Regions from separate parts of the Homo sapiens genome. Here regions 1 and 3 are each linked to region 2. A link is a loop called in an ENCODE intact Hi-C map of the cell type or tissue named here. Cell type or tissue: CD4-positive, alpha-beta T cell. All regions are shown on one strand. Links, peaks and the distances in the headings refer to the core of each region. The heading gives the core; the rest is flanking DNA. Region 1 holds the start of LOC124904708. Region 2 has its middle 27 kb from the start of ZNF875. Region 3 has its middle 30 kb from the start of ZNF607.

Region 1 (10,587 bases), core at 2,642-7,641, 240 kb after region 2:
CATGTTTAGATACACAAATACCATTGAGTATAATTGTTTACAGTATCCAGGCAATTTGGATTTGTAGCCTCGAAGTGATAGGCTGTACCATCAGGCTACATCATCTAGGTTTGTGTATGTACACTCTATAATGTTCACATAATGATGAAGTCACCTAACCATGCATTACTCAGAAAGTATCCACAGAATTACACAATGCATGACCATATTTACATTCTGCTTTTTAAAAATCTTAAATTAGGCTGGATGTGGTGGCTCACGCCTGTGATCCCAACACTTTGAGACACCAAGGCAGGCAGATCACTTGAGCCCAGGAGTTTGAGACCAGCCTGGGCAACATCGCAAAACCCCATCCCAACAAAAAAATACAAGAAATTAGCTGGGTGTGGTGATGCACACCTGTGGTCCCAGATACTCAGGAGTCTGAGGCAGGAGGATTATCTGAGCCTGGAGAGGTGGAGTCTGCAGTGAACCATAATTGCACCACAGCACTCCAGACTGTGTGACAGAATGAGACCCTGTCTCGAAAAAAATCTTAAATTTATGTATCTTAAGAATATACATTAATATAGAGTTTAAATATCAAATAAAGAGGGTTTTTTAAAGTTGAAACAATGTATCAGAGGATAAAAAACCATAAAACATTTGTTTAAATTTAAAGGATTTGTTTAATCTGCCCTATTAATTGCAATTTTCACAGTTAACTAGTACTATTTTTTATTTAAATAATAGTATGTATGTAACAGAATAGTAAAGATGTAACCTGTGGATGCTGTTTTACAGCAGCAGAAACTGGAACACATGCAGTCTCATGATTGTCCTACTCTTTTGCCAGATCATTGCATTGTCTGCCCAGGCACCCCTCATCCCATCTCTCTCCATCCCTTTTCTTACCTTTTCATGTTCCTTGTCTTTTCATGACAGCATTTATCAATGTCTGAAAGTAGAATGTTGTTGATTGACTCTCTCTTCAACTAGAACATAAGCAATGAGCGGCCCAGCCTTTGTCCCACACACTGCAGTGTGTCCCACTTCTAAGAAAGTGTCCAACACACAGCAGGAACTCAGTCAGCATTTCTTGAATGAATTAAGTGAAGTGATGCATACAGGCCACATTCTGAGCTGCTGGAGGAGCCAGTAGTTGATTACCAAACTCTAGTCCTTTATCTTGGTGTCCTGATGTCCTGACTGATACACAGTTTGTAGGCAAATAGCTGGTGGGGTTTAGTAGTATGGGATAGAATAAAGGGAGATGTAATTGGGACACTCTCCACATTATCTGCCCCCATGAAAAGCTAGTTCCAGGTGTTGCCATCTCTGCCCCACACTGGGCTTGCCTTAGTCCTCGTTCCCGCCTTTTCCAGACAGCAGTGCTGAGAAGCAGGAGCCCCTGAGCTTGGAGACGCAGGAAGAGCCCTGGGAGGCCCAGATCAAAGGGAGGCAGTCAGCTCATGGAGCCGAGGAATGTTCTGCTGACACCCACCCCGAGGGTATCCGGTATGTTTCTGTGCACCAGCGACCCCTCCACACCTCACCAGATTGGTTCCCCAGCCCCGTGGGACCCAATTCCGGGTCAATTCCAATTTGATTCCAGTCCAGAATCAAATCAGAAGAGCAATCCCGAGTGCCCACCTCACGGTCTGAAGCACCTCCTCCTACACCCGGACCCAAACACGAGGTCGGCTCAAGGAGGCACTGAGGTCACGACAGTCAGGGTCCTGCGCTGCTTGTCGCATGCAGTCTCCTTCCCCGAACCGCCGCCTGCACGGCCTCCACTGTTTTCCTATTGGGCTGCAGCCTGAGAGCCCTGACAATGCGGCCCACAAACCGGGAACGCGAAAGTGCACGTACCAGGCGCGATCACCAGGCGCTAGCGCTGAGGGGGGACTCGCGTCACAGTAACCGCCACCGTTGCCGGGGGACTGGCCCCAGCGGCTTGGCCCCCAGGCGTCTGTGGCAGTGCGTCCCCTCTCCGCGGGATCGTCGCCATGGTCCTGCGATCCTAGGAGTCGGGCAAGGCCGAACCTGCCTGAAGAAACCTCAAGCGGAGATTCAAGGAAGCACCACGTGATCCCTAAGGATCCCAAAGATGCGTCGGGCATGCATGGGCGGTGTGAGGGTGCGTCTCCCTGACAGGTGTCCCCGCTGGGATTTCGAGGTACGGCCTGCCTGTGTTCCCCGGGGCGCTCTCTTTCCGGAGGGGTTTCCTGGCAGAGAGCAGAACCGCGCAGCCTCAGGAGCTGCCTGGCTGTGTGTGTTTCTGTGCGACTGTTGGATGTTTCCGTGTGTCTTTCTGTGTGTGCGTGTGAGTGTGTGTGTGGTGTGCGGTGAAAGAAATGTGGCTCGTGCAGTGAAGCGCGGTTTCTCTGTAGTTCGCCTACGCTCTGATGCGCCCGTCTCTTTGGCCGGGCTTGGGTTGCGGGGCAAGCGTTCTTTGTTTCGCTCTTGGTTCCTAAAGCCTCGGTGAAGTGGGGGGCTGGCTGCGACCCGCAAACGTCCAAATCACCTCCCCTCCCAAGCCGCCCACTCTTCCAGAAAGAAGACCAGCACACGACAACCAAGAACAAATTCCTCCAGGGGCCCATGGTCCTGCGGCACACCCAAGGCTGGACGGACCCTAGCTGTCCTGTCCTCAGTACCCCCTTGAGCCCACTTCTAATTCGGTGGCTGGCGGAGTCGCAGCTTCAGGACCTGAGGCGGGCACTCCTTCATCCTCTTCAGATTTCATTCTGGATTAAAGGATGTGTGCAGAAAAAAGGTCAGATGGGGGTGAAGATACAATCCGCTGAGGTGTGGAGGAGGTCTCGCACCTTCACCTGCAGAACAGGTGCAGACAGATGTCAAAGAAACTGTTTCCAACGCCATCCCCTTTTCCTCTTCACTGTACAACCTGTCCACACCATGGCGCTGTGCTGGCGATAGAAGACACGAGTGTTCGGAGAACCTTTGGACCGAAGACTGTCGCCTTTCTGGCCAGGTCCCCTGTTGGACCCTGGTTCCCCGAGGCACATGGGAGTGGGATGGATTGATCCTGCCTGGGCTGCGGCCTCTACTCTGTTCTCCCTCTTTTCTTGCCTTCCCTGATTCTCGTCGGCCCAGGTTTTCCTTGGTCTGGCTCACAGTCCTCCAGAACGTCCTTCACAGCAAATGTTTCCCAGTTCGTCCAGGACCACCTTGGCGGGGACGTAGGTGATGAGTGTTTCCTTCTCAACACTCACATTTCTTAATGACTGGGTAGCTGTGATGCTCTTGGAACCGTGGGTGCCCGTAGCTTTCCCCAATAAGGAAACTCTTGGTCTCCCCATTGCATCAGATGGCTGCATGATTCACATAGAATGAGAGGTAGCCAGCCGTAGCTGGCCTTTGCCTTCTAATGAAGGCTATGTTTCATCTCATCTGCTGGTGTTTTCTCATTGTTGAGGGGTCTCCCATTGCTCTGTTCCTGGCTGGGACTGCCTCTCAGCACTGCACCTTTTCGTTGCCAGGGATTTCACGGAGCAAAAGGGACTGGGGGTTAGCTGGGTGTAGACCCGGTGGTGGGTTGTGATCCCGGTGTGGGTGCTGGATCACTTTGCAGGATCCTCTTGGCTCCTCTGGCAGGAATCCCTGGAGGAGGCTTGGACTCCGGCACAGGCCCTCCTATGGTTTCAGGTGTGCTTTGCTTGTGCTTCGCTTTCTTGGGGGTATCCTCAGTGGCCCTCGCCAGCATGCCTGGATATCCCTTTTGGGCTTGGATTCACCCCAGAAGGCCTCTGAGACACTCTCTCCACATTTTCTGCCCCCATGGGATGCCAGTTTTAGGTGTTGCCACCTCTGCTTCACATCGGGCTTGACTTTGTCCTTGTTCCCGCCTTTTCTGGACAGCAATGCTGAGAAGCCGAAGGCCCTGGTCTTGGAGACCAGGACAGGGCCCTGGGAGGCCCAGGTCGAAAGGGGGCCAGTCAGCTCATGGGGCGAGGGAATGTCCTGCTCACACCCTCCACTGGGGTCTCAGGTATGTTTTCCTACCCCAGCGACCCCTCAACTCCTCACCAGATTGGATCCCCAGCCCCATGGGACCTGATTCCTGCCCACACCCTCCAATCTAGAATCAAATCAGAGAGCAGTCCCGAGTGCCCACCTCAAGGTCTGAAGCGCCTCCTCCTCCACCCAGACCCGTACACGAAGTGGGCTGAAGGAGGCACTGAGGTCAGGACTGTCAGGGTCCTGCGCTGCTGGTCTCACGCAGCCTTCTTCCCCGGGCCGCAGCCAGCACGGCCTCCACCGTTTTCCTATGGGCCCTGAGAGCCCTGACGTTGCGGCAGCGCCAGCCGGGCACGCGAATGCGCATGCGCCAGGCGCGCGTCACCAGGCGCGACGGCTGAGCCGGGGCTCGCGTCACAGTGACAGCCACCGTTGCCTGGGGACGGGCCCTAGCGGCTTGGCGGAGCTGGAGCCCTCCCTGGCAGTGCGTCGGCGCTGGGCTATGGCCCCCTCCTCTCCGGGGGATCGTCGCCTTGGTCCCCCGACCCTAGGAGTCGGGCAGGGCAGAACCAGGCTAAAGAAACGTCCAGCGTAGCTTCAAGGATGCACCGCGTGATCCCTATCGGATCTCCCCGACGCGTCAGGCCTGCCTAGACGGTGCTGGGAGCGCGTCTCCTTGAACGTTGTCCCGCCTGGGATTGCGAGGTAGGTACCGCCTGCCTGTGTGTACCGGGGCTGCTGTCTCCGGGGAGGGGCTTCTGGCGGACAGGAGAACCAAGCAGCCTCAGGAGCTGCCTGGGTGTGTGTGTTTCTGTGCGAGTGTTGCATATCTCTGTGTGTGTTTCTGTGCAAGTGTTGCATGTCTGTGTGTGTGGGGGGGGTGGTGTCTGGTGAAAAGAATGTGTCTCGTGCGGTGGAGCGCCGTTTCTCTGTAGTCCGCGGGCTCTCTTATGCGCCCTCTTGTGGTCCCAAGTGTGCTTTTCTTGTTTTTCGCTTTCTTGGGGGTCATTGATTTCAGCTCTAAGCTTAATTCCTTTTCTGAGTCTCACCTGTTTCTTTAAGTGGGAACTTAAACCATTGATATGTATTTAAAAGCATACATTTCCCTCAAAGTGCTGCTTTAGTTGCATTCCACAAAATTTTATATGCTGTTATTTTTGACTCCAAATAGGTAATTTTTTACTTGTCCCATAGTTTACTTAAATGTGTGTTGCTTAATTTGCAAACATTTTTTAATTTTGACATTAATTTCTGGCTTAATTCTACTGTGGTTAGAAAACAGATTTTCTGATTTCAATCCTTTTCAATATATTGACAATTTATGGCTCAGAATATAAACAAGCTTGCTAAAGTTCTTTGTATAAGTGAAAACACTGCTGCTGCTCTTAGGTGGACTAGTCTATAAGTATCAATTACAACAAGTTGGCTATTAGCACCGTTCAGGTATCTTATATCTTTATAGATTTTCTATATACTTTTAAAAGTTAATGAGAGAACAGTATTAAAATCTCAAAATATGATTCTGAGTTCATTTATTTTTATTTCTAGCAGTTTTTAATGTATTGTTTAGTTCTGGTACTAGGCACAAGTACTTGTATGATTGCTTTGTCTTCTTGGTCAATACACTTCTATAGTATTATAAAATATGCCTTTTTAGAATAAATCCCTGGTAATATTCTTTGTTTCAAAGACAATTTGTTGTGAGGGCCGGGTGCAGTGGGTCATGCCTGTAATCCTAGCACTCTGGAAGGCTGAGGTGGTGGGATCACTTGGAGTCAGGAGTTTGAGACCAGCTTGGCCAACATGGTGAAACCCCATCTCTACCAAAAATACAAAATTAGCCGAGTGTGGTGGCGTGCGCCTGTAGTCCCAGCTACTCGGGAGGGTGAGGCAGGACAATGACTTGAACTCGGGAGGTAGAGGTTGCAGTGAGCCAAGATGGCACCACTGCACTCCAGCCTGGGTGACGGGGTGAGACTCTGTCTCGAACAAAAAAAGACAATTTGTTTTATGTTCACATAGCCATTTTGGTATAGTGTTTGCATGGTGTTTTTTTTTTTTTTTTAACTTTTAACCTATTTGAGTTGGTATATACTTTTGACTTTTTAATCCGAGTCTTCATATTTTAATCTTTTTTTATATAACCTAACATCTTTTTTTTTTTTTTTTTTTTTTTTTTTTTTTTTTTTTTGGAGACAGTCTCGCCTTTGTCACCTAGGCTGGAGTGGAGTGGCATGATCTCGGCTCACTGCAACCTCCACCTCCTGGGTTCAAGCGATTCTCCTGCCTCAGCCTCCTGAGTAGCTGGGTTACAGGTGCCCACCACCACGCCTGCCTAATTTTTGTATTTTTAGTAGAGATGGGGTTTCACCATGTTGGCCAGGCTGGTCTCAAACTCCTGACTTCAGGTGATCCGCCCACCTTGGCCTCCCAAAGTGCTGGCATTACAGGCATCAGCCACCACGCCTGGCTTTCTTCTGTGTTTTTTTACTGAAGTATTTAGGCCATTAACATTGTTTGTAATTATTGATATATTTGGGTTTGTAACAATCATCTTGCTCTTTATTCTGTTTCTCTTATCTATCCTTAATTCTTTTTCTAATTTTCTGCCTATTTTTGTATTTTTTAAATTATATTCTATTTTACTTCTACTACTGGCTAAATATTACGGCACTTTTTAGAATTTTGAGTGCTTTTTTTCCTAGAGGCTTTCAACATTCATTTTTAGCTTTCAATGTCTAGTTTTACATATTATACCCTATCGTATATTTGCTGGGATCTCACACAAATAATACTTCCATTCCACCTTCTCACCTTTGAGCCATTTTCATATTTTAATTGCCACAAATATTACCATCCCTATACTACATTATTGATTTTGCATTAAAAACTCAATTACTTTTTCAAGAGAATATGAGGAAAACAATATTTACTCATATTTAACTTTTCTGTTAATTTCCATTCGTATGTATGAATCCATGTTTCCATCTGCATTTGTTGGTGATGAATTCTCTTACCATTCATTTCTTTTTTCATTTGAAACTATTATTTTAGGGTCAGGGAGTACACATGCAGGTTTGTTACATTGGCAAACTGCATATCCCTGGGGTTTGGTGTACAAATGATTTTGCCACCCACATAGTGAGCATAGTAGCTGACAGTTTTTTGACCTTCACATTCCTTCCACCCTCCACTCTCAAGCAGGCCCTGGTGTTTATTGTTCCCATCTTTGTGTCCATGTGTACTCAATGTTTAGCTTCTACTTATAAGTGAGAACATAACAGTATTTGGGTTTCTGATCCTGCATGCCTTCACTTAACGGCCTCCAGCTGTGCCCATGTTGCTGCAAAGAACACAATTTCTTTTTTCCCTGAGGCTTTAGCTTTCATTTGTTTATAAAAGTTTTCACTTTTTTCATATTATTACCAAGTGCAGAAATACCAGATAGAGTTTCCTCCCTATTCCTTTCTCTGCTAGCTTGCATAGATTCTCACAAGGAGTTTATGAATCTTGTTACTTTTGTCCCCATGTATGTATCTTTTTTCCATCAGGCTGTTCTCAAGATTTTCCTTTACCACTAGTTTTCAGCAATTTGTCTTGTGTTTAGCTTTGAGTTCCTTGAGCTTCTTAGATCTGTGGCTGATAGGTTCCAAAAAATTTGGAGTATTTTCAACCATTATTTTTAAATATTTTTTCTGCCTTCTCCCCGCTTCTCAGACTCACATTTACATATATCTTTATATTTTCCCACAGATCACCAAGACTCTTTTACAGTGTTTTTCCCTTGTTGTACCTGAGTTAGAGAAAACGCCACACTTTGAGACGAATTAAGAGTCCATTTATTAGCTGGCGACCGAGAGACGGCTAACGCTCAAAATTCTCTCGGCCCGAAGAAGGGGCTAGATTTTCTTTTATACTTTGGTTTAGAAAGGGGAGGGGAGGGTCTAGTTAAAACAATTTTACAGAAATAAAGTAGGCAAAAAGTTAAAAGGATAAATGGTTACAGGAAATTAAACAGTTCCAGGTGCAGGGGCTTTAAGACTATTACAAGGTGATAGACCGGGGGCTTTGGGCGTTATCAATCAGATGAATTCCTGGGAATTGCAGATATAGCTTGCCACAGTATCTTATCAGTTAATTGCATTCTTGGATGTGCTGGGAGTCAGCTTGCACAAGTTAAGTCCTTGAGGAAGCGGCTGCCAGTGAAAGAGCCAAGATGGAGTCTGTCTGGCTCTCTTAGCTAAGGGAGAGTCAATTCAGGTGGAAACAAGGCTGGGTAATTAAAGGAAAAGGGAGAGTCTAAAAACAGGGTTAGTAAAAACAAGGTTGGGCATTACATTCCCCACTTGTGTTTTTGGGGAATCAAATCGTTGATTCCTCAATTATAACAAGGGGGTTATATTGAGTATTAAGATACATAAGTTTGACAGAAGCTATGCATTCTTTTACAAAATTAAGAAACCAATTTTATATACAAGGCCCAAAAATTAAACTTAATAGTATGATGAGGAGAGGTCCAGCTAACCCAGTGATTAAAGTAGTTAGCCAGGGGTTCCAGTTGAACATGCTTTGATACCAGGGGATGTTGTTTTCTCGTTCCTGTTGGCGCCTATCTAGATTTTCTCGAACTTTTGGAGTGTATCTTTTATGACTAAGAATGGTGGAGGAACAGTTAAATCAACTTTGTTAGGGGGTTTCTGGAACATAGGGTCACCTAGATCAGTTAAAGGCCCGATTGGCTTGGGTGGGCTCCATGAGACCAGGATTTTTTGGATGGTGAACATAGTCCCAACATCAAATCCTGGGATATAAAATCTTAATTCCCATGACATGCCATAATACTACTGAGTTGAATTAGGGTCATGGACAGTTATAGTAAGAGGATTACAATTTTTTCTAGTACATAATTTAGGACGAGAAGCACGAGTTATGGAATGAAGATCTGGTTGATCCCCCAGAGTAGGTGGCTAAAGTTACACATGTCCAATCAGGGCAGAAAAACTGGTAAGTATCTCGACAGCTAGTGTCAGGGTGATTCCCAGGACAGAGGTAAAAGTCAACATTTTGGAGTCCTTTTTCTGCACCTTTGGAGCTTCCACATCCAGTTTGGCTCCTGGAGTGTCCAAATCCTGCTGCAAGGTTGACACTTCCTGCTTTTGGGACCGGCAGATTGTGTTGCTCTTCGCGGGTACGGGCTGGCTCTGGGAACAGTACACATAAATCAACTGCAAAGGAGACTTCCTTGGAGGTACTGGCCCTCCAAGTGGTGTTTGCAAATACACATCCTGTTGTGAAAGAGGTGAGGAGAAAGGAGTAGGAAGGCGCAAAGGACATAACAGGCAAAAACAAACAAGTGAGGTAGATAAAAAGAATTAATCTAATGGCTTCACCTGACTTAGGTGCAGTTTTAAAGGGGCCTGACCCAGGCCTGGGGACCCATGTTTCTAGTTGGGCTCTGTTGGCCTTTTTGATGCGGGAGTGATGAATCTAAGCAGGAATGCCGTCCACCTTCAGAGCCATTGGCGTTGTGAGGATGATGGTGTGAGGTCTTTTCTAAGCAGGAGTGAGTGCTTCTTTCTGGAACTTTTTAACAAACACTAGGTCTCCTGGCTGGAACGAATGGCAGGACCCTGTCTGGTCAGGAATTGGATTCGGATGGGTTCCTTGAACAAGTGGCAGGATGATATCTTGTACCTGTTGGGGAGACTGTAGGTACTGTAATAAATTCTTTTGTGATATTTCTGCCAATTGGGCATCTCTTAGCTTAGGCAAGATAGGCGGCGCCCTCCCATACATGATTTCAAAAGGTGAGAACCTAGCCTAGTAAGGGGTGCACCTTACTCTAAGTAGGGCTAAAGGAAGGAGACTTACCCAATTTACACAAGTTTCTAAGATTAATTTTGTAAGAGTGTTTTTTAGGGTGTGGTTCATGCGTTCTACCTGCCCAGAGCTCTGGGCTCGATAGGCACAATGGAGCTTCTATTGAATGTTTAACGCCTTACTGACCGACAGAACTATAGACGAGGTGAAGGCCGGTCCATTATCAGACCCTATGGCAGCAGGCAGCCCATATCGAGGGATGATTTCATTGAGTAAAAACTTAACTACCAAGTTGGCGGTTTCGTTTTTGGTAGCAAATGCCTCAGTCCATCCAGAGAAGGTGTCTACTAGTACTAGAAGGTATTTGTACCCAGCCTGGTGTGGTTTTACTTTTGTAAAGTCAATTTCCCACTTCTCTCCTGGCAAGTTTCTTCGGAGACGGTGGCCTGGGCTGGGTTTAGGACCTTGTTTGGCATTTACCTGGTCGCAGGTTGTTCCCCAGAGAGCTGCTTGATCTGTTAGGCTTTGAAGACGGGGGATTCTTGTTTTTGATAGCCTTTTCTGCTGAGGTGAGTAGCCTGCGCTCCTGGCAGATGGCTCCATGTACATGCACCGTAGCAAAGGCGTACCTGCTGTCAGTGTTAACGTTAATATCCTTACCCCATCGGAGAGCCTGAGTGAGGGCGATCAATTCAGCTTTTTGCGCTGAGGTGTTTGCTGGTAAAGCCTGAGCCCACAACACATCTGTCTCCGTGGTAACAGCTGCACCGGCCTTTCGTACTCCCTGCTCGAGAAAGCTGCTAC
Region 2 (10,373 bases), core at 5,373-10,372:
GATGGATCCAACCGGGTGATCGGGAATGGGGTTCCAATGCAGTGAGGCCGAAAGGGTCTCGCCGGGGCACAGAAAGATCCCCAGGGCCGCAAGGCGTGCTGTCGGCTGCAAAGGCACCGACCCATGAGCCCACTGCCTCCCTCCCTCCTGGCAGGAGCAGGGGCCTGCCTTCATCTCCAAGGCCCGAGGGCTCCGGCATCCCGACGCGGCTTCCGGCGACACGGGCAAAGAGAGACAGAGGCGAGTCCGAGCTGGTGCCAGTGTGTCCACATGTGGCACTGTCGTCCCCCAAGAGCACATGCAGGCCGCGTGTGTCTTTGAGGCCGTAGGGGGCGACGACGAGACGGACAGTGATGTCCAGGCGTGCGCCCGGGGGGCCACTGGAGACCTGCCCCACAAAGCGGAGGAAAAGCCAAGCGCACCTGAAAACCTGCGAGACAGGGCCTGTGCGCGAGTCCACGCCACGTTCAGGGAGGCCCGCCAGAGGAGCCGAGACGTTTGGACAAAGTACACCCCACCCCCAGCCCGCCGCCGGCTAGGTACCCCTGACGCAACCTCCCCTGCACCCAGCCAAAACCCAGTCCCGTTGGCTCCCTGACATCCGTGGCAGCCAAAAGATTCGGTGCTAGAAGGCACTTTCCCCAGGAGCGGAGGAACCGGTTGGCCCTCAAGAATCAGAGAGGAAGTGCAGGTGGGATGCAACACCGCCTTTCCTAGAAGGCCAATGTCAGGAGCGGTGGGCTTGCCTCCGCCTCTTCCTGGACCGAGCGTGCAGCCATCACTTGGGCCATGGAGACCGAGAGAGCTTCCCTGTCCCACACAGGTATGGAAGCCCAGAGCTCCAAGATCACCACAGCTGCCCAATCATCCAGAAAGAGGTGTGGAGAGGGAAACAATCATGACGCGGACCGCCACGAGGTTTCTCCCTGATGGACGGGGAAGTCTTCTTTGTGGAAGACACTGAGCCACACTAAGAAGCCGCCAGGCTTCTCAGAGACGGGGCAGACACAGCAAGAGGGAGGTCAGAGCAGAGGCCAGAGCACAGGCAGGATACGGGGGGACCATGCCACCACCACCGGCATCCGGGGAGGACTGTCAAACGGGTGACTCGGCCAGGAAGGCCAGCCTTTGAGAGACAGACATGCTTGCCGCCCCATCCCCTTGCCGGCTTCCTTCTCCGTCCCTGCGTCGAGCTGTGGCTACATTTCTCGATGAGGGCAGAGGGCGACAGGCGTGACAACCACCTTCTTGAAGCTCTGCGGGCACCCTCCTGCGGGTGGACAATGAGCGCCTGGGAGGCCGTTGTCCTTGGTTGGGGAGCGCTCGTCTGGATCCAGCCTAGCAAAGAGGCTGCTCCGGATGGGGAGGGGATGAAAACCCCTGCGGGTCCGACGCCGATGGCGACGTTGCTCAGGCCTTCACAGACCCCCAAACTGGAACCGCCGGGACGACGACTGCCAACTGGCCACACGACCCAGGCAGAGAGGCAGGGAGAAGCTGACCAGAAAAAGACTGACCAGAAGAAAGGCTGACATGCAAGAAACCCAGCATGCGGCGTACAGGGCACATGTGTGCCAAGAGTGACGCACAGACAGATGGACAATGACAGAAAGAGAGAGCGAGGGAAAGAGCGAGAAGGGAGAGAGACGTAAGAGAGCGATAGAAGTGGGCAGACAGACACGTAGGCGCGCGCACACATACACACACACACACACACACGCCCGTAAGGCATAGAGACCTACAGCAGTTAACAGCCACCTCCAGGCAGCCCCTGAAGCTGCCGGGTTCTGCTCTCCGTGACTACCACCCACCGGTGAGAGAGCAGCCCCAAGGGCACACAGGCAGACCTGTCCTCGACATCACAAGGGCACCACTTTTGGGGAGACTCACCGGCACACCGTCCGCGCACTCCTGAGGCTGGATTCCCGCGCTGCCTCCCCGGCGATCTGTCTGAGATTTCTTGCTGCTGTTGTTTTTTCCTGGTGGTGTACCTTCCGCGAATCCCGGGCTCCGGAGACCGCGGTGTTAACTTCCCTGGCCAGGACTGGTCTGAACCCCGACTCTGACGCACTATCCCACAGAGCTCCTACTTTCCCAGGTCTCAGGGACCCATCCCGGGGCAACTGTGGCGGTCCCTGTGACCAAAGCGGCGGCTCGGACCTCGCGCATGCGCACTGGCGAGGCCGACTCCCCCGCCCCCCTTGTTACTCCGGAGACTAAGGTCGCGGATCCTTTGCAAAATGGCGCCGACGCTGCTGCTGCTGGGAGTGGGGTGTCGACGGCCGCAGCAGTGTTGGAGGTATCGTGTGGGGTGAGGAATGGGAGAGGTTCCTGTGGGAGACCCAGGGTCGGACCCATAGGATTCCCGTGTTCAAGACCTCCTTGATCTGTCTTCTGCTTCAATTCCCAGTGGCGGAGTAGCTTCAGGGCGCCGGCTGGCCTCTCCGGAGTCCTCTTCGGATCTGATTATGGATCCGACCCGGTGATCAGTAATGGCGTTACGATGTAGTGAGGTGGGAAAGGTCTCGCTGGGGCACAGAAAGATCCCATGGGCCCCAAGATGTGGTGTCTACTGAAATTACACCGACCAGTGAGTCCACTGGCTCCCTCTTTCTTTGGTGAAACCGTGGCCTGCTTTAATCTTTAAGGCCCAGGGGGTCCGGAATCCCTACACTGCTTTGCTTGACATGTGCAGAGAGAGACAGAGGCGAGTCCGAGGGGGAGCCAGTGGGACCACAGGTGGCACTGGTATCCCCCAAGAGCAGATGGAGTGAGCTTGTGTCTCCGAGGCCGTATGGAGAGATGCTGAGACGGACAGTGGTGTCCCGGGATGCGCCCGCGGACCACTGGAGACCTCCTGCACAAAGCTGAGGAAAAGCCTAGCACACCGGAAAACCTGCGAGACAGGGCCTGTGCCCGAGTCCAAGCCACATTCAGGGACGCCTGCCAGAGGAGCCGAGAGGTTTCGACAAAATACACCTCACCTTCACGCCGCCACTGGGTAGGTACCACTGATGCTGCCTCTCCTGCACCCAGCAAAACCCTGTCCCTTTTGCTTCCTGACATCCGTGGCAGCCAGAAGATTCAGTGCCTCAAGGCACTTTCCCCAGGAGCAGAGGAGCCAGATGGCCTTGAAGAATCAGAGAGGAAAGGCAGGTGTGATACAACACCACATTTCCTAGAAGGTAATAGGCCAGCCACCTTCGCCTCCTGCTCTTCCTATACCAGTCAGGCAGCCATCACTTGTGACATGGATACCAAAGGAGCTTCCTTGTCCCAGGCAGGTATGGAAGCCCAGAGCTCCGGGCTTCCTGCCCAATCATCCAGAAATAAGTTTGGAGAGGGAAACAATCATGAAACCCATCCTCACGAAGTTTCTCCCTGATGGACTGAGAAGTCTTCTTTGTTGAAGACATTCAGCCAAAGAAGCCTCTAGGCTTCTCAGAAACAGGGCAGACAGAGCAAGAGGGAGGACAGAGCAGAGGCCAGAGCCCAGGCTCCATACAGCACAATGCCACCACCTTGGGCATGTGTGGAGGAGTGCCAAACCGGTGATTTGGCCAAGAAGACCAGTATTCGAGTGCAGAGATGCTTGCTACATCTCCTACCTGGCGTTCTTTTCTTTCCTTGTTTCCAGCAGTGTCTAGATATCTCAATGAGGGCATACGGCGAGAGGAGTGAGACCCATCTTCTTTGAGGTCGGTGGGCACCTCTCATGCAGGTGGATATTGAGCTTCTGTGAGAATTTTGTCCTTTGCTGGAGTGTGGTCGTCTTGATACTAGCAATGAGCCCGCTCACGATGGGGAGCCGATTTAATCCCCTGCGGGTCCGACGCAACTCCCCACGTTGTCCAGGCCGTCACGAACCCAAACTGGAACCACCGGGAAAACGAATGATAACCGGCCAGATGACCCAGGCAGAGACGCGGGGAGAGGCTCACCAGAAGAAAGGCCGTACAAGAAACTGCCCTTCAGCGCATATGCATCCAAACACACACGCACACGAGCACACACAGACGGAAACAGGTAGAGATTGATAGAGAAAGGAGACAGAGAGAAACAAGAGAAAGAAAGAGACAGAACCCAGACATACTGCAGTGGCACAGTAACATTCATCCCCAGGCAGCCCCTGAAGCCTCAGGGTTCTGCTTTCCGCGACAACGACCCTGGGGTGAGAGAGCAGCCCTTGGGCATACAAGCAGACCTGTCCTCGAGATCGCAAAGGCACGACTTTTGGGGAAACTCACTGGCACACCGTTCGCGCAGGCCTGAGCCTGGAATCCTGCGGTGCTTCCCAGGCGCTCCTCCTGAGGTTTCTTCCTCCTGGTCGACCCTCCGCGAATCCTGGCCTCCGGATACCATCCTGTCGACCCCGTGGCGAGGACTGGCCTTAGCCCGGAGTTCGACGTGCTGCCACAGAAGGCTCCTCCTTCGCGAAGCGTTCAAGGACTCATCTCCAGGCAGCGGTGGCGGTCTCTGTGACTTGAGCATCCGCTGATGATTCGCGCATGCGCTTTGGCAAGGCTGACTGCGCTCTACTCTGGGTCAGGCTGCAGCTCCTGAAAAAAAATTGCTGGGGCTGTGTGTGTGAATGGGGGTGTGCATGTATGTCTTCGGACGAACGTCCCCTGTTCGCTGGAGGGCGGTTTCTTGCACGTCGTCCTTTTTGGTGAGCCTCTTTCTCGGTCTCTGCCTGGGTCGTGTAGCCGGTCGTGTGACCGGAACCGGCAGTCATTTTCCTGGCGGCTGCACTTTTAGTTTCTGAAGGCCTTGGCGAGGTTTGGTGCTGTGTCAGACCCGCAGGCGTTCAAGTCACCTGCCCATTCTGAGTGGCAGAAATCCTAAAAATCCTCCACCCAGGAGCAGAGGACCCGGATGTCTCTCAAGAATTAGAAAGGAAGTGCAGATTATTGCAAAGCACATGGTAGCTAACACTGGATAAATGAGATGAACATTGGTTTGCTAATTACCCATATTTACGCCCCAGGGAAGGAGGGCCCAGCACACCATATGGGATACCGTGTTGCACTTAGGAACAGAGTAATCAGGTGGAGGCTATACCAGGAGGCTTTGTAGTAGCAAGAGTATGGGAGGTAACCCCTGGTTCTTGAAGGAGGGTGTGATTGGCCTGTTTGAATAATTCTGCAGGCTGGCTGGAACCTGACGCCCGCTACTATGCAGTAAGCAGGTAATGTGCCGGTCCTCTGAGGGAAGTGATTCGGCTAGGGCACCTTATTCAAAGGAGTACAACAGGGCAAGGAATTTGCAGTTAATCCATTCAGGCCTCCTTGTTTTCCCCCCAATGTCAGGGCACATATAATATTGAGCCTTAATCTTAGGTCTTATACCACACTTGACCCCTTGATGTCTTGACATCTCTTGGCGATACTGATACTTCTAGAGTGTAGAACTGTTACTGGATGGAAGGTCTTGACTGTAAGTTGTCCACGTTTCTGGCTTGTTGAAGAAAGCATTAAACAAACTACACGAAGCAACAAAAGAACGAAGCCACGAAAGAAGAAAGAAGCAACGAAACCGCAGATTTATTTAAGCGAAAGTCCACTCTACAGAGCCAGAGCCGGCTAGAGCAAGCGGCCGAAGAGCCCAGATTACAATGTTCTTTAGAGTTTTTATTAAGCCAAAGAATTTGATAACACCAATAAGTGCCCTTTCGAGGCCTCCAATTGGTTACACACTGTGAAGGATTGGCCCATGGCTGAACTCAGAGGCTGAACTGGAGACTTCTGTGTTGTTATCACAGGAGTGAGGATGTGGCCTGTGTGCTGCTTAACCTGGCCTAGAACTTGCTGCACCTGCTGTTCTTTTGCTTCCACCTTAACCCTTAGTTTATGCTAATTTTCTATTCTCCTGCCTCAGAAGTGCCTCCTTAGGAGGCCAAGCAGGCTCTTACCTGCTTCAGGTGAGCAGGTAACCAGGAGGGAGCGGACCACAGTTGCTATCATGTCTATGATTAGTGTTTGGAAACCTGTGCAGAGCCTTTGGCTCCACTTGGATGGGATAGCCAAGAGAACAGATATGTGGTTTTTGGATCATGATATGTCTGAATATTTGTGTAACCTTATGTATTACCATCAGTTTTTATTTGTTAGGCATGGTTATTCTTGCTCGTATTATTATTATTATTATTATTATTATTATTATTATTATTATTTTGATAGAGTCTCACTCTGTTGCCAGGCTGGAGTGCAATGCTGCCATATTGGCTCACTGCAACCTCTGCCTCTCAGATTCAAGCGATTCTCCTGCCTCAGCCTCCCAAGTAGCTGGGAATACAGGCACGTGCCACCACACCCAGCTAATTTTTGTATTTTTAGTAGAGACGGGGTTTCACGGTGTTGGCCAGGATGATCTCAGTCTCTTGACCTTGTGATCCACCCAACTTGGCCTTCCAAAGTGCTGAGATTACAGGCATAAGCCATCATGCCCAGCCAAAAATTTTTTTAATAAAATAAAATATGTGAGTATTGGCCAGGTGCAGTGGCTTATGTCTGTAATCCCAGCATTTTGGGAGGCTGAGATAGGAGGATCACTTGAGGCCAGGAGTTCAAGACCAGCCTGGACAACACAGCAAGACCCCACCTCTAAAGAAAAAAAGTGTGTGTGTGTGTGTGTGTGTGTGTGTGTGTAATATGACATAAACAAGTGTGGGTATATCAATCATTGTTCACCAGTTACTGATGCTGTATAACACACCACTCCAAACTTAGTAGTATAAGACAACCATTTTACTGTGCTCACTGATTCTGTGGGTTAGGCATTTAGAGAGCTCACAGAAGAGATGGTGTGCCTCTGCTCCTGATGTCTCTGGCCTCAACCAGGAGGATTCAAAAGCTGGGAATAACCTGATGCCTGAGGGCTGCAAACCTATGAAGCCTGCTTTGCACACATGTCTGGCACATGCAGTGGGAGGACTCAAAGACTCAGACTAGTAGCCTCCCCACATGACTTGGCTTCCTCATAGCATGGCAGCTCACAGCACTTGGAACTTCTTACATGATAGCTCGAGACTTCAAACACAGGAGTTTCAGCTAATGAGGTGAAGGCCACAGTGCCTCTTATGACTCAGCCTTGGGAGTCACACAGCATTGGTTACAAACAATAAACAAATCCAGATTCACGGGCAGAGGAGTTAGACTCCACCCTTAAAGTGGGAATTGCAAGATTCTAGAACAACATATGAGACAAGCCTATTGTTGCAACCATCTTTGGAGAATACAATCTGCAGCAATCACCTTTGGAGACTAGGAAACCAATGCAGTATTCTGAAACTCGTAATTCTGAAAACTAATGAATATGAATGGAAAGAATCAAGCATTTATCCTCCCTTTCCTACACATGCTATCCCTCTAAGTAATCAGATAGTTGATGTGTGGGGATTTTATTTTTATAAAAGGATTCCTGTAATGGAAATTTCAGTAATGGAAATAAAAGGATTCCAGTAATGGCTGAAAGAGAGACACAATAAGAAAGTGATCATTTTGCAGCTCCTAACAACAACGAATCTAGGCAATGATCATGAATGAATGCATGACATTATGCAAAAGGCAATCACTTTACAATGGATAAATCACATTGATGACACTTAAGCCCACTACCAAATCTAATCACAAAAACAGTGACAAGCAGACCTTGCCAAAATAATTGAACTTGAATTTGACCAAGCTTCTAGAGCAGAATTTCTCAACTCTGACACTATTTACACTTTGGACCAGATGATTCTTTGGGATTGGAGAAGGCTGTCCTGTAAGGTGTATGGGATGTTTAGCAGCATCCTGGCCTCTAGCCAATAGGTGGCAGCAATACCATCCTTCCTTGCAGTTGTGACGACCAAAAATATCTCCAAACATTGCCGAATGTCTTCTAGAGGTAAAAATAAAAACAAACAAACAAAAAACAAAACCACAACTGGTTGAGAACCACTGCTCTAGTTAATGACCAGATATTTTAGAGAAAATATACAGCATCTAATTTGTTAATCAGTACCATGGGGGTGTACTCAAAGGCAGTATGTGGGAACTCTATATGATCTAGTGTTTGATTTCTCCAAAATATAAATAGCAAGAAAAAAGGGAAGTCAATAGATTAAAAGACATATAAGAGCCGGCTGGGCGCAGTGGCTCAAGCTTTTAATGCCAGCACTTTGGAGGCCGCGGCGGGCAGATCATCTGAGGTCAGGAAAAGTTCTTAAAAGAACTATAAGAAAAAGAGTTTTAAGAAAAGTTCTTAAAAGAACTATATTTCATACTGAAATATTTATAGATGAAATGTCTAGAATTTTCTCTAAAATAATTGAGTGTAAATGGAGATGAAGCAAAACTGGCCATGTGTTACTTGTTAAGGCTGGGTTCACTGTACTAGGCTCTCTGCACATATAATGCTGGAAGTATCCATAATAAAGAGCTTGAATTTAAAAAAAAATTACCTCCTTCCAAGTACTACTCAAATCAGCAAGCACTAATTTGGAAGGACATCCATAAGGTCTTCCCTAGAAACACAAGCTAAAAAAAAATTACATATAATTCTAGTAAAGGCAAAAGGGAACAAAAGTCACTCAGTATATGTGTGTGTGCATGTCTGAGCAAGGAGAGAGGTAAAGGAAACTTACCAGACTTTTAAAATGGATAACCTTGGGGAGTTGAGAATATAAAATAACAAGAAATATACATATATTTGTCTCTGCCCCTAGCTCCTGGTCTAGAGCTCCTTAAAACCCTTGGGTACTAGGAGGATCATCTGTTCTAATATCTGGTCTTTGACCCTAGTTCCTGACAGAGTTCTCAAATCCCTTGGGATTTCCTGGCTGATAGGAACATCTTATGTTCTAATGAGGGGACTTCTTGGTGGGCTCCTGGATGGCCAAGGGATGTGATATGAGGGTTGGAATTTTCAGCCCCACCCCTTGACCTCCGGGGAGGGGACAGCAGCTTAAGGTTGAGTTGACTGACAATGGCCAATGATGTCATCAATCATGCCTATGTAATGAAGCCTCCATGAAAATCCAAAAGGACTGGGTTCAGAGAGCTTCCAGATTGCTGAACACGTGGGGGTTCCTGGAGGATGATGTGCTGGGGAGAGAGCATTGAAGCCCAATGCCACTTCCCACATATTTTGCCCTAGGTATTTCTTCATCGAAAACCTTTGTAATATCCTTTTTATTGCAAAAAAAGGATGCAATATCCTTTTTATTACTCTGTTACACCGGGTCCTCTTTTGGACTCCTCTGGCTGGAAGGAAAGCGTTTCTCTCATAATTTTTGCTCCCTGAACCTATCACACAGCTCTGAGACTTCCTTCCTTCCAAAGCCAGAAGATAAAGGGGGAAAATACCCCAGCAAACCTGTGGTCATCACGTCCATTCTTCACGTTTTTAACTCCCTTCACATCTGCCTGCTATTATTTGTATTTCTGAGTCTTCAGGTGGTTTCTTTTTGTATTCACTCTGGGGTGTTAAGTAGAAATCGGTGAGAGAGATGCTGAAATGTGCTTATCTCATCTTGGCCAGTAATAGAAGTCTGCCTTGTATATGTTATTGTATGTATGTGTATATATTAAGTTGTATATACACATATTAAATATATATACATATGTTATATTTATATACCCATACATTTGTTTCCTCATGCAATTTGTCCCAGCAGAAGTAAAAACTCATAAAGATATAAGTAAAAGAATATTTACAGAAGCATTATTTTTGGTGGCAAAAGTACTTTAATATCCTAAATGCTCGTATAATGGAAGATAATTTAACTCTTACAAAGAATGAGTTAGCTCTTTATCTACTATAAAGGTATCCTAATATCTTTATCCCTGAACTGATAACTGTGGCAGAGATCGCGCCACTGCACTCAAGCCTGGGTGACAGAGCGAGACTCCCTCTAAAAAACAAACAAAAAAAATAGTTTGTGGGACCAATTCCAATCCAGTCCAGGGGAGCACACACTGGCGACCAACATCCCCCATCAGGCCCCTTCTGGGTCGAGAGAATGCGCCTGGAACAGACTGGGAAACTCCAGCAGGCAAAGTAAGGTGCCAGGAATAAAGACACTGCCTGACACATTCTCCATGTTCCCTACACCTACTCCTCTCCCCACCACGCTTCCATCCAGCTCCAATTTTGCCCTTTCCCCAGTAGCCTCAGATTGAAACCTTGCAAGGAAGAAGCCGATTCTCAAAGTCACAGGCTTAGGAATCCGAGCAACAAAGAAAAATGAGCCCCTGCTCCCCCAACTCCCCCCTACTCCCCTCAGCACTGCTGCCCTGCACCTGCCCCCTCCTCCATAATTTGAACTGTCCTCCCAGAAGCTGGAGAGACGGCCCGCCTGTCAGGAAAGAAAGGACCAGCATGCGGCAAAT
Region 3 (10,062 bases), core at 5,063-10,062, 380 kb after region 2:
CCAAGTATTAGCACAGAATCATTGATATTCCTGGCATTAATAAATGCTTAATATTTTACCTAAAAATTCTATACTTGGGAAGTTATCAATAAACGAAACCTAGAAAAGTGCAAAATTTAGTGAACACAAGAATATATCACAGAACAGTTACATGACAGATGACTGCACTACCATTAACAGCTATGACCAAACATTTTAAGTAAAAAGGAAAGATATACGTGACGAATTACTACGTAAGGGGGCAGGTCTTTAAAAGAACCTATAATTTGGCTGGGAGTGGTGGCTCATGCCTGTAATCCCAGCATTTTGGGAGGCTGAGGCGGGTGGATCACGAGATCAGGAGATCGAGACTATCCTGGCTAACACGGTGAAACCCCGTCTCTACTAAAAATAAAAAAAAATTAGCCGGGTGTGGTGGCGGGCACCTGTAGTCCCAGCCACTCCGGAGGCTGAGGCAGGAGAATGGCGTGAACCCAGGAGGCGGAGGTTGCAATGAGCTGAGATAGCACCACTGCACTCCAGCCTGGGCAACAGAGCGAGACTCCATCTCAAAAAAAAGAAAAAAAAAATAGAGATTGAGACCATCTTGGCCAACATGGTGAAACCCTGTCTCTACTACAAATACAAAAATTAGCTGGGTGTGGTGGCATGCGCCTGTAGCCCCAGCTACTCGGGAGGCTGAGGCAGGAGAATTGCTTCAGCCTGGGAGGTGGAGGTTGCAGTGAGATCGCGCCATTACACTCCAGCCTGGTGACAGAGTGAGACTCCGTCTCAAAAAAAAAAAAAACAACTATAATTTTAGAAGAGCATATAACACAATAATTTAAAATGCAGCTCAGAGGCCAGATGCGTTGGCTCATGCCTATAATCCCAGAACTTTGGGAGGCCAAGGGGGGCAGATCGTTTGAGCCCAAGAGTTCGAGACCAGCCTGGGCAACATAGTGAGGCCCTGTCTCTACAAAAAAAATACAAAAATTAGCCATGTGCAGTGGTGCACACCTGTAGTCTTAGCTACTCGGGAGGCTGAGGTAGAAGTATCACTTGAACACAGGAGGTCGAGGCTGCAGTGAGCTGTGATTGTACCACTGCATTCTAGCCTGGGTAACAGAGCAAGACCCTGTCTCAAAAAAATAAATAAAATAAAATAAAATGCAGCTATGCTTATAGATGCCTGTGATGTGACTCTTGATAAGTGGATTTTTAGAAAGTCACCAAATGAAGAAACAGAGAGCACACCGGAGAAGAGCTCAAGTGAAGCCAGACTGCCTGGTTTGCACTCCAGTTCTGCTGTGCACCAGCTTGGGCAAGTTACTTCACATCTTTGTGTTAAATATTCTAGCACATGAATGGAGAAGAATGTTTCTAGTTCTTTCCATTTGGGAGGCACAGATTGTTTGTAAGGTCATATCTATGGTTAAACCAGGCATCTTTTTAGGCCACAGATGTATACCTTTGAAGTCAGAATAAATTCTACACCTCTTTCAGGAAAAAAATTTTCAAGGGATTTGTGGCCAATATATGAAGTAAATGACCTGCAGATTAAAAACTCCTGTTCTATACTACTTGAGTGTCTAGCTCTTTTTCTTATTTGCAAATATCTATCACAATTAATTTTATATTTTTGTTTTCCCTGATCCATAGATAACTTAGTACAAAATATAATCGTAACAGTTCATGTATTAATAAATTGAATATACTTTATGTGCCAATATACCTAAGGGCTTTACATGTATCAATTTAGTCATTCTAACAAACCTACAGGTGAGTGCTATCATTCCCTCCATTTTACAGATGAGGAAACTGAGATGCAGAGAATTACATTTCTCTAGAACACAGATATTAAGGTCCCCACATGGCCTAGGAGGTGCTTGAGTAAAAAAAGAAAAGCATACCGCCTTTTATGGTCCAGGTAGATATATGGCCTAAAACAAATCATGCTGGCAAATCTCAAGCCAAACTTGATCATTATAACAAAGTGGAAAGTGCATTTCCGAGAAAAAACAAACAAGTAGTTAACAGAAGAAAGAAATCTCCCCTCACCTTGAACATGGCTTTTACATCCACAATAGCCATGCTTCCCTGCTCCTCAGGGCACCTCTGGAAAAACACAGACTGGAGAAGGAGAATGGAATTAGGAGAAACCAGTTTTGTGTCAATATAAACTGAGGCCTGTTCTCCAGGTCCTCTGCCTGTGTACACAGATAGAAGTCAGAGAGAGACCAGCATCTTTTACTTATCTTTGTGTCAAAAAGAAAAGTCAGGATGGAAGCTACCTGGAGCTGCCACTTCTCAGCGGTCTCAGATACCTAACTGAGATAGTCCAGGCATGGTAGGGCTTCTAGGAAGTGTAATTTTCTCCACAGAGCTTCCAGAAGGATTCATGACAAGGGAATTCCGATTTCTGGTGACTCTCAGGTGTCTCCCCTTCTTTTTTTTTTTTTTTTGAGATGGAGTCTTGCTCTGTCACCCAGGCTGGAGTGCAATGCACAATCTCGGCTCACTGCAACCTCTGCCTCCTGGGTTCAAGTGATTCTTCTGCCTCAGCCTCCCCAGTAGCTGGGATTACAGGCACCTGCCACCACACCCGGCTGTTTTTTGTATTTTGGTAGAGATAGGGTTTCACCATGTTGGCTAGCCTGGTCTTGAACTCCTGACCTCAGGTGATCCACCCGCCTCAGCCTCCCAAAGTGCTGGAATTACAGGCGTGAGCCACTGCTCCCAGCGTTCTCCCCGAATCTCCTCCAGCTCTAAAATTCTAGCCCAAGACCAGAGCTGTGGGTCAGGGTTAATCAATCACTATTAGCTGTTTACTTTCACCCTGTAGATCAATGATCTGGAGAGTCTCCCCTACCCCACAGCATCACCCTACCCAATATTAATCTATCCCCCAACCCTAACCACACCCCACACACCCATATCTCATCCCATGCCCCCCACCCCTACAGAGACAGTAATCTCAGGGTGCCACTGACCGTAGAGAGCTTCCGACATTACCCTAAGAGGTTTCTCTCTGGATTTGTCCACCTCATAGAAATAAAAAGGAGGACTGGATCTCCCTGCTGATTTCTTTTTTTTTTTTTTTTTTTTTTTTTTTGAGAGACGGAGTCTCGCTCTCGCCCAGGCTGGAGTGCAGTGGCGCGATCTTGGCTCACTGCAAGCCCCGCCTCCTGGGTTCACGCCATTCTCCCGCCTCAGCCTCCCGAGTAGCTGGGACTACAGGCACCCGCTACCATGCCCGGCTAATTTTTTTGTATTTTTAGTAGAGACGGGGTTTCACCATGTTAGCCAGGATGGTCTCGATCTCCTGACCTCGTGATCCACCCGCCTCGGCCTCCCAAAGTGCTGGGATTACAGGCGTGAACCACCGCGCCCGGCCTGATTTCAGGTCCTACGGCCTCTGTAAACTATAAACTCATGCACATAGCACATAACAACTCTATCCAAACTCCTATGGTAAGAGACTTGCCCAAATTCTAGAATAGCTTCCAGCATTTTAAGACCATGTTCCTAGGCTGACCCCAGTCCCCCTTAAAATGCCTGCCTGACAACAGACGCTTGAAGGCAGCATGCTCGTTAAGAGTCATCACCACTCCCTAATCTTAAGTACCCAGGGACACAAACACTGCGGAAGGCCGCAGGGTCCTCTGCCTAGGAAAACCAGAGACCTTTGTTCACTTGTTTATCTGCTGACCTTCCCTCCACTATTGTCCTATGACCCTGCCAAATCCCCCTCTGCGAGAAACACCCAAGAATGATCAATAAAAAAAAAAAAAAAAAAAATGCCTGCCTGACAAAGTTTAATGCTGCCTGGAGAATTTACTATTTGTTCCAGCTAAAAACCTAGTGGTAGGCAGACAGGCCCCTAAACTCCCTTTTAAAAGTAACTGTTTTTGGCCAGGCGCGGTGGCTCACACCTGTAATCCCAGCACTTTGGGAGGCTGAGGTGGGTGGATCACTTAAAGCCAGGAGTTAATGACCAGGCTGGCCAACATGGTGAAACACCATCTCTACTAAAAATACAAAAATTAGCCAGGGGTGGTGGCGTGCACCTGCAGTCCCAGCTACTCTGGAGGCTGAGGAAGGAGAATCGCTTGAATCCAGGAGGCCAAGGTTGCAGTGAGCCAAGATTGTGCCTCTGCACTCCAGTCTGGTTGACAGGGCGAGGCTCTGTCTAAAAAAAAAACTAACTGCTTAAAGAGGGAGTTCAGGGGCCTGTCTGGCTACCGCTAGGAAAGCTTATCATTATAAATGCTTTCTCTGCCCTTTGAGATGTATACCTACCATGTGCCACTCAGAACTATTTCCTCAAGGACCTGAGATGCAAACATTCAGGGACATAACTCCCAGCCCCTCTGGAAGAGTAAAGGCCTAACTTTGGTGGGTGCAGTGCTCCAAGCTGCACCACTTGGCCTTCTGTAATAAAAGATTTGAGAACTTTGCTTGATACTTAATTATGAAAAAATAAAATTAAAAATTAAAAAGATCTGAGAACTGGCTGGTGTGGTAGCTCATGCCTACAATCCCAACACTTTAGGGAAGCCGAGGTGGGAGAATCGTTTGAGCTCAGTAGTTTGAGACCAGCCTGGGCAATATAGTGAGATCGATCGCCTCTACAAAAATTTTTTTTTTAATTACCAGTTTAGTCACACTTACCTGTAGTCCTAGCTACTAGGGGGCTGACCTGGGAGTATCGCTTGAGCCCAGGGTGTCGAGGCTACAGGAAACCACAATCGCACCATGGCACTCCAGCCTAGACAACACAGTGAGACCCTGTCTTAAAAAAAGAAAAAAAAAAAGAGGCCGGGCGCGGTGGCTCACGCCTGTAATCCCAGCACTTTGGAAGGCCAAGGCAGGCGGATCACAAGGTCAGGAGATTGAGACCACAGCTAAACCCCGTCTCTACTAAAAATACAAAAAATTAGCTGGGCACGGTGGCGGGCACCTGTAGTCCCAGCTACTCAGGAGGCTGAGGCAGGAGAATGGCGTGAACCCGGGAGGCGGAGCTTGCAGTGAGCGGAGATTGTGCCACTGCACTCCAGCCTGGGTGACAGAGCAAGACTCTGTCTCAAAAAAAAAAAAAAAAGAAAAAAGAAAAGAAAAAACTCTGTTTCTTTGTTTCTTCTCCAGAAAAATGGCAATTAGCAAACTAGGTACATGGACCAAACTCCCCTTTGCACCCTTCAGTGGCTTTTCCCTAGCACACCCCCGCCTTTAAAAAGTCTCCCTTTGGCTGGGCACAGTGGCTCACGCCTGTAATCCCCGCACTTTGGGAGGCCAAGGCGGGCGAATTACCTGATGTCAGGAGTTTGAGATCAGCCCGGCCAACACGGTGAATCCCAGTCTCTACTAAAAATACAAAAATTAGCCAGGTGTAGTGTTGTACACCTGTAAGCCCACCTACTCGGGAGGCTGAGGCAGGAGAATCGCTTGGACCCAGGAGGCAGAGGTTGCAGTGAGCCGAGATCATGCCACTGCACTCCAGTCCAGTTCAGTTCACTTCCCCATTGCAGCAGCTATTACAGGTTGAGTTTCCCTTAACCAAAAGGCCTGGAATCAGAAGTGGAATCTGAAGATTTCAGACTTTTTCAGATTTTGAGATATTTGCATTATATAGCAGTTAATCCTCCCTAATCCAAAACTCCAAAATCTGAAATGCTCCAATAAACTTTCCTTTGAGCATCATGTCAGTGCACATCAAGTTCTGGATTTTAGAGCATTTTGGATTTCAGATTTTTTACATTAAGAATGCTTAATCTGTACTGAATAAAATCTCTTCTCAGCTGGGTGCGGTGGCTCACCCCTGTAATCCCAACACTGGGACGCTGAGGCGGGTGGATCACCTGAGGTCAGGAGTTCGAGACCAGCCTGGTCAATATGGCAAAACCCCATCTCTACTAAAAGTACAAAAATTACGTGGGCGTGGTGGCGAGCGCCTATAATCTCAGCTTCTCAGAAGACTGTGGCAGGAGAATCTATTAAACCTGGGAGGTGGAGGCTGTAGTGAGCTGAGATCGTGCCACTGTACTCCAGCTTGGGCAACAGAGCGAGACTCTGTCTCAAATAAAATAAAATAAAATAAAATAAAATTTCACTGCTTTAGTGTCTGTTTATCTTTGAATCATATAAACAGAATCATATACTATGTAGTATTTTGCATCTAGCTTCTTTCACTTAGAATTTTTAAGGTTCATCCATGTTGTAACATGCACAATTGCTAAGTAATATTCTTTATTAATATTTTTAATGTTTTTAGAGACAGGGTCTCACTCTGTCACCCAAGTTGGAGTGCAGTGAGCTGGGACTACATATGCATGCCACTGCACATGGCTAAAAATTTTTTTTTTTTAATTATTTTCTATAGAGACAGGCTCTCACCATGTTGCCCAGGCTGGTCTCAAACTCCTGGGCTCAAGCGATCCTCCCACCTCGGCCTCCCAAAGTGCTAGGATTACATGCGTGAGCCACCGCATCCGTCCAAATATTTTCTTTCATTACATCTTTTAGTTGGCTTTAAAAAATATATAAATAAAGACTACAAATTTCCAGATCCTAATTTTGTACTCAATTTCTTTATAATTTTATCATTGGGCCAGGTGAGATGGCTCATGCCTGTAATCCCAGCACTTTGGGAAGCTGAGGCAGACGGATCACGAGGTCAGGAGTTCGAGACCAGCCTGGCCAGTATGGTGAAACCCCGTCTCTACTAAAAATACAAAAAATTAGCCGGGTGTGGTGGCACGCACCTGTAGTCCCAGCTATTCAGGAGGCTGAGGCAGAAGAATCGCTTGAACCCACGAGGCTGCAGTGAACCGACCTCATGCCACTGCACTCCAGCCTGGGCAACAGAGGGAGACTCCGCCTCAAAAAAAATTAATAATAAATTTATCATTTAAATTTACGTGCAGTCAATGTTTTGAAATACTTGGAGGATCTTTGAGAGAAGCATAGGCTTCTTTACATCCCAAAGACATTGTGGCCTGGGGAAACTGGAACAAATTAGCCGAATGAATCTGGTACTAGGCTCACTGAGGAATGGTGAAGCCTTAAAAGGCTCCAGGACTTCTCTGAACGAAGGTTTGCTTTTCAGAAAGTGGAGTTATAGCGCCTTACCTGGAATCTTGAACCCCAAATTATGATCTCTCCACGGTAGTCAACGGAGCTTCATAAATTATTCCTTAATCCGAGGCTTCTCAAATCTGTTGTGTTCCCTAAACAACAGAATAAATGCCTACTCTGAGGGTCTGACACAAAAGCAGGAGTCCCACAAAATAAGTTCCTTTAAAATATTTCTTCTTGTATTTAAAAGTCACACTGATTTGGTATTCTATACAATAATAAATTTATCTTTTACACAGAAATCCTGTTTTATAGTATTTATCAGATCAATTATTTAGCCTTTTCCAAATTTTCGAGTAAACTGACGTCCTGGAAGAAGCACCCTTATTTTCACCATTTTACAGTCGAAGAAGGGAAGATAAGAGGCGGTGAATCCGAGACTTTCATTCAGGTGACGATCCCTCGCGGGCACTCACTCTCGCTCACACTACAATCAGATCCTCCATGCGGCTTTCATATACTCTGTCACACTCGCAGCCAGAATCCCCTCGGATGGACTCTTGCAAACCTCCAGCCCCATCCCGGGATCCGTGCGTCTTCTACAGCCACCACTTGGGCCAGCGTCCAGGACGCCCAAGCGTAACCTCCCCACTCTAAACCGTTAGGAATCAGTGGCTGGACTCACCGCGTCATAAAAGCATAAACTGTGACCCGATGAGTCCGCGCACTCGGAAAACAAGAGAACGCTCCCACGTCTCCGGGCGCAGCTTGTGCCAGCGACTACTAGGTCAGGGGGCGCAGCTGAGAGAATTCAAGCAACCTCCCCGCAACCGGTTCCGCCGCGTTTGTGGGCTGGTAGCCCGGAATACATTTCCCAGAGGCCTTCGCGGCCGACGTGCTTCGCGCAGGAACGCAGCCGCCTCCCGACTGGAGGACGCGGTAGCGGAGCTGCTCAAAGCGAGGTGCTCAGCCCTGGGAGGCTCAGGGCTGCCCGAGGGGCTTAGTCCCAGAGCCAGTGCTGTCAGGGGCTGAGCATGTGAATAGGGCAGTCGGAAGACCATGTGTGTCTGTGGCTTTTAAATACACCCCGAACGTCTATCTCTTTTAACTGGAGTATTTAATTTATTTACATTTAATATAGCCACTGATAGATTTAAAGCTGCCATTTTATTATATTTTCTTTTTTTTTTTTAGTGCTAAATACACAGGCTTTTATTTTCTTCATATTCAATCTTTTTGTGAATTTAAAGATGAGGAGGCCGGGGGCAATGGCTCACGCCTGTAATCCTAGCACTTTGGGAGGCCGAGGCAGGCGGATTGCCCGAGCTCAGGAGTTCGAGACCAGCCTGGGCAACATGGTGAAACCCCGTCTTTACTAAAATACAAAAAATTAGCTGGGCATGGCGGCGTGCGCCTGTAGTCCCAGCTACTCGGGAGGCTGAGGCAGGAGAATCGCTTGAACCCGGGAGGCGGAGGTTGTGGTGAGCCGAGATCGCACCACTGCACTCGCCGGGGCGACAGAGTGAGACTCTGTCTCAAAACCACAACAACAACAACAACAACAAAAACTATATTAATACTTTAATACCCTAAAGATAATGAGACAAACGTGCATTTGTGGAACTGCATGTCAATCAGGCCAGTTCCCTGCAGAGGGAACTCCCAGCATGACCTCAGTCATCTGTGAGGACACAGAGCAGTCCTTGTTTAGACACACACTTTCATCTACTGCTGCAGCATGGTCAGCACTCCACTTCTTGATGGTTTCCTTCTGCTATGAATATGCATGTCCAGTTGCTTCTTAGAGCAGACACCTTCCTCATCCACCAGCCATTGGAGGAGGACTGGGGCCACCCAGATGATTGATTGGACCCATTCTTCCAGGAGGGTTTCCCGGTGGCCCTCTTCCATCGTCATCGTATCTGAAATCAGATGAGTTTCCATAGCTTCTTCTTTTTTTCAAATCTTGCCGAAGCAGAGTTTTGAAAAACAAAACCACAAACTCAGCTATTCCCCAGAAGAAATCTGTTATCAAAGATAATCTCCATGGAGACTGACTCCAGTTGTCCAACACTTGTGCGTTTGAGATGTAAACCATCTTGCCCCCATTCCCTGCTTCGGAGCCTTATTTATTACTTTTTAAAAACAGGGTCTCCCTATGTTGCCCAGGCTGGCCTTGAACTCCTGGGTTCAAACGATCCTCCCGCCTCTGCCTCCCAAAGTGCTGGGATTACAGGCATTAGCTCCTGGCATTTTAATTTGTTTTCTTTTTGTTGCATGTTTCCTTTTTCTCTCCTTTCTTTATGTTGGATTGATGTATTACTATTCCAATTTTCTCTTTAATAGTTTGTAGGTTCTTTAAGTCATTACTCCAGGAATTTTAATAAGTCCAAATTTATCAATACTCTGACTCTCCTCTCACAGAATGCATTCAATTTCATATGCCCTCTTAAATTTAAAATACAAGATATCAGTTACATATTCGTTTTGTTTAAAAAAACCTCTCTAGGCTGGGCGTGGTGGCTCACGTCTGTAATCTCAGTACTTTGGGAGGCCGAGGTGGGCCGATCACAAGGTCAGGAGATCAAGACAATCCTGGCCAACATGGTGAAACTAAAATACAAAAATTAGCTGGGTGTGGTGGCGCGTGCCTCCACACCCAGCTAATACCAGTAGAATACCAGCTACACAGGAGGCTGAGGCAGGAGAATTGCTTGAACCAGGGAGTCAGAGGTTGTGGTGAGCTGAGATTGTGCCACTGCGTTCCAGCCTGGTGACAGAGCGAGACTCCGTCTCAACAAACAAACAAAAATCTCTCTGATGTTATACTATTATTTTGTCAGTATTCATTTACATTTACTCAGAACATTAACATAAATATAAGTGGTGTTCAAATAAACAGAATGTTTAGGTTTTGTCAAAGAGAAATACAGTGGGGCTGGGCGCAGTGGCTCATGCCTGTAATCCAGTGCTTTGGGAGGTTAAGGCAGCTGGATTGCTTGAGGC

Evidence for each region. Peaks named below come from ENCODE experiments on the same cell type or tissue, not always from the same donor. Only the 100,000 strongest peaks of a DNase experiment are listed, where the experiment ranks them.
Region 1: a loop joins it to region 2, with 2.9 times the contacts of the local background. A loop is called at or near these places in 2 of 110 quality-filtered maps.
Region 3: a loop joins it to region 2, with 2.4 times the contacts of the local background. A loop is called at or near these places in 2 of 110 quality-filtered maps.

Annotation. Positions count from the first base shown.
Region 1 is chr19:37,546,998-37,557,584 of GRCh38, forward strand. It overlaps LOC124904708, which reads right to left and starts at 4,342. Exons shown (of 2, transcript XR_007067248.1): 1 at 895-4,342. It overlaps ZNF571-AS1 (ZNF571 antisense RNA 1), which reads left to right and starts at 1,952. Exons shown (of 6, transcript NR_038248.1): 1 at 1,952-2,158; 2 at 3,865-3,994. It also overlaps a transcript of ZNF540 not described here. In CD4-positive, alpha-beta T cell, for the core only: CTCF peaks have their summits at 4,928 (motif pointing left) and 5,129; DNase peaks (open chromatin) are centred at 4,354 and 4,884; H3K4me3 peaks cover 1,065 bases; H3K27me3 peaks cover 266 bases.
Region 2 is chr19:37,302,220-37,312,592 of GRCh38, forward strand. No RefSeq gene overlaps it. Among named protein-coding and RNA genes, the nearest start is that of ZNF875, 27 kb to the right of the region's middle. In CD4-positive, alpha-beta T cell, for the core only: CTCF peaks have their summits at 7,810 (motif pointing right) and 8,012; a DNase peak (open chromatin) is centred at 7,812; H3K4me3 peaks cover 224 bases; H3K27me3 peaks cover 707 bases.
Region 3 is chr19:37,684,411-37,694,472 of GRCh38, forward strand. It overlaps the pseudogene ZNF781 and the pseudogene SELENOKP1. Among named protein-coding and RNA genes, the nearest start is that of ZNF607, 30 kb to the right of the region's middle. In CD4-positive, alpha-beta T cell, for the core only: no CTCF peak of the experiment used is centred there; a DNase peak (open chromatin) is centred at 7,911; H3K4me3 peaks cover 1,072 bases; H3K27ac peaks cover 764 bases.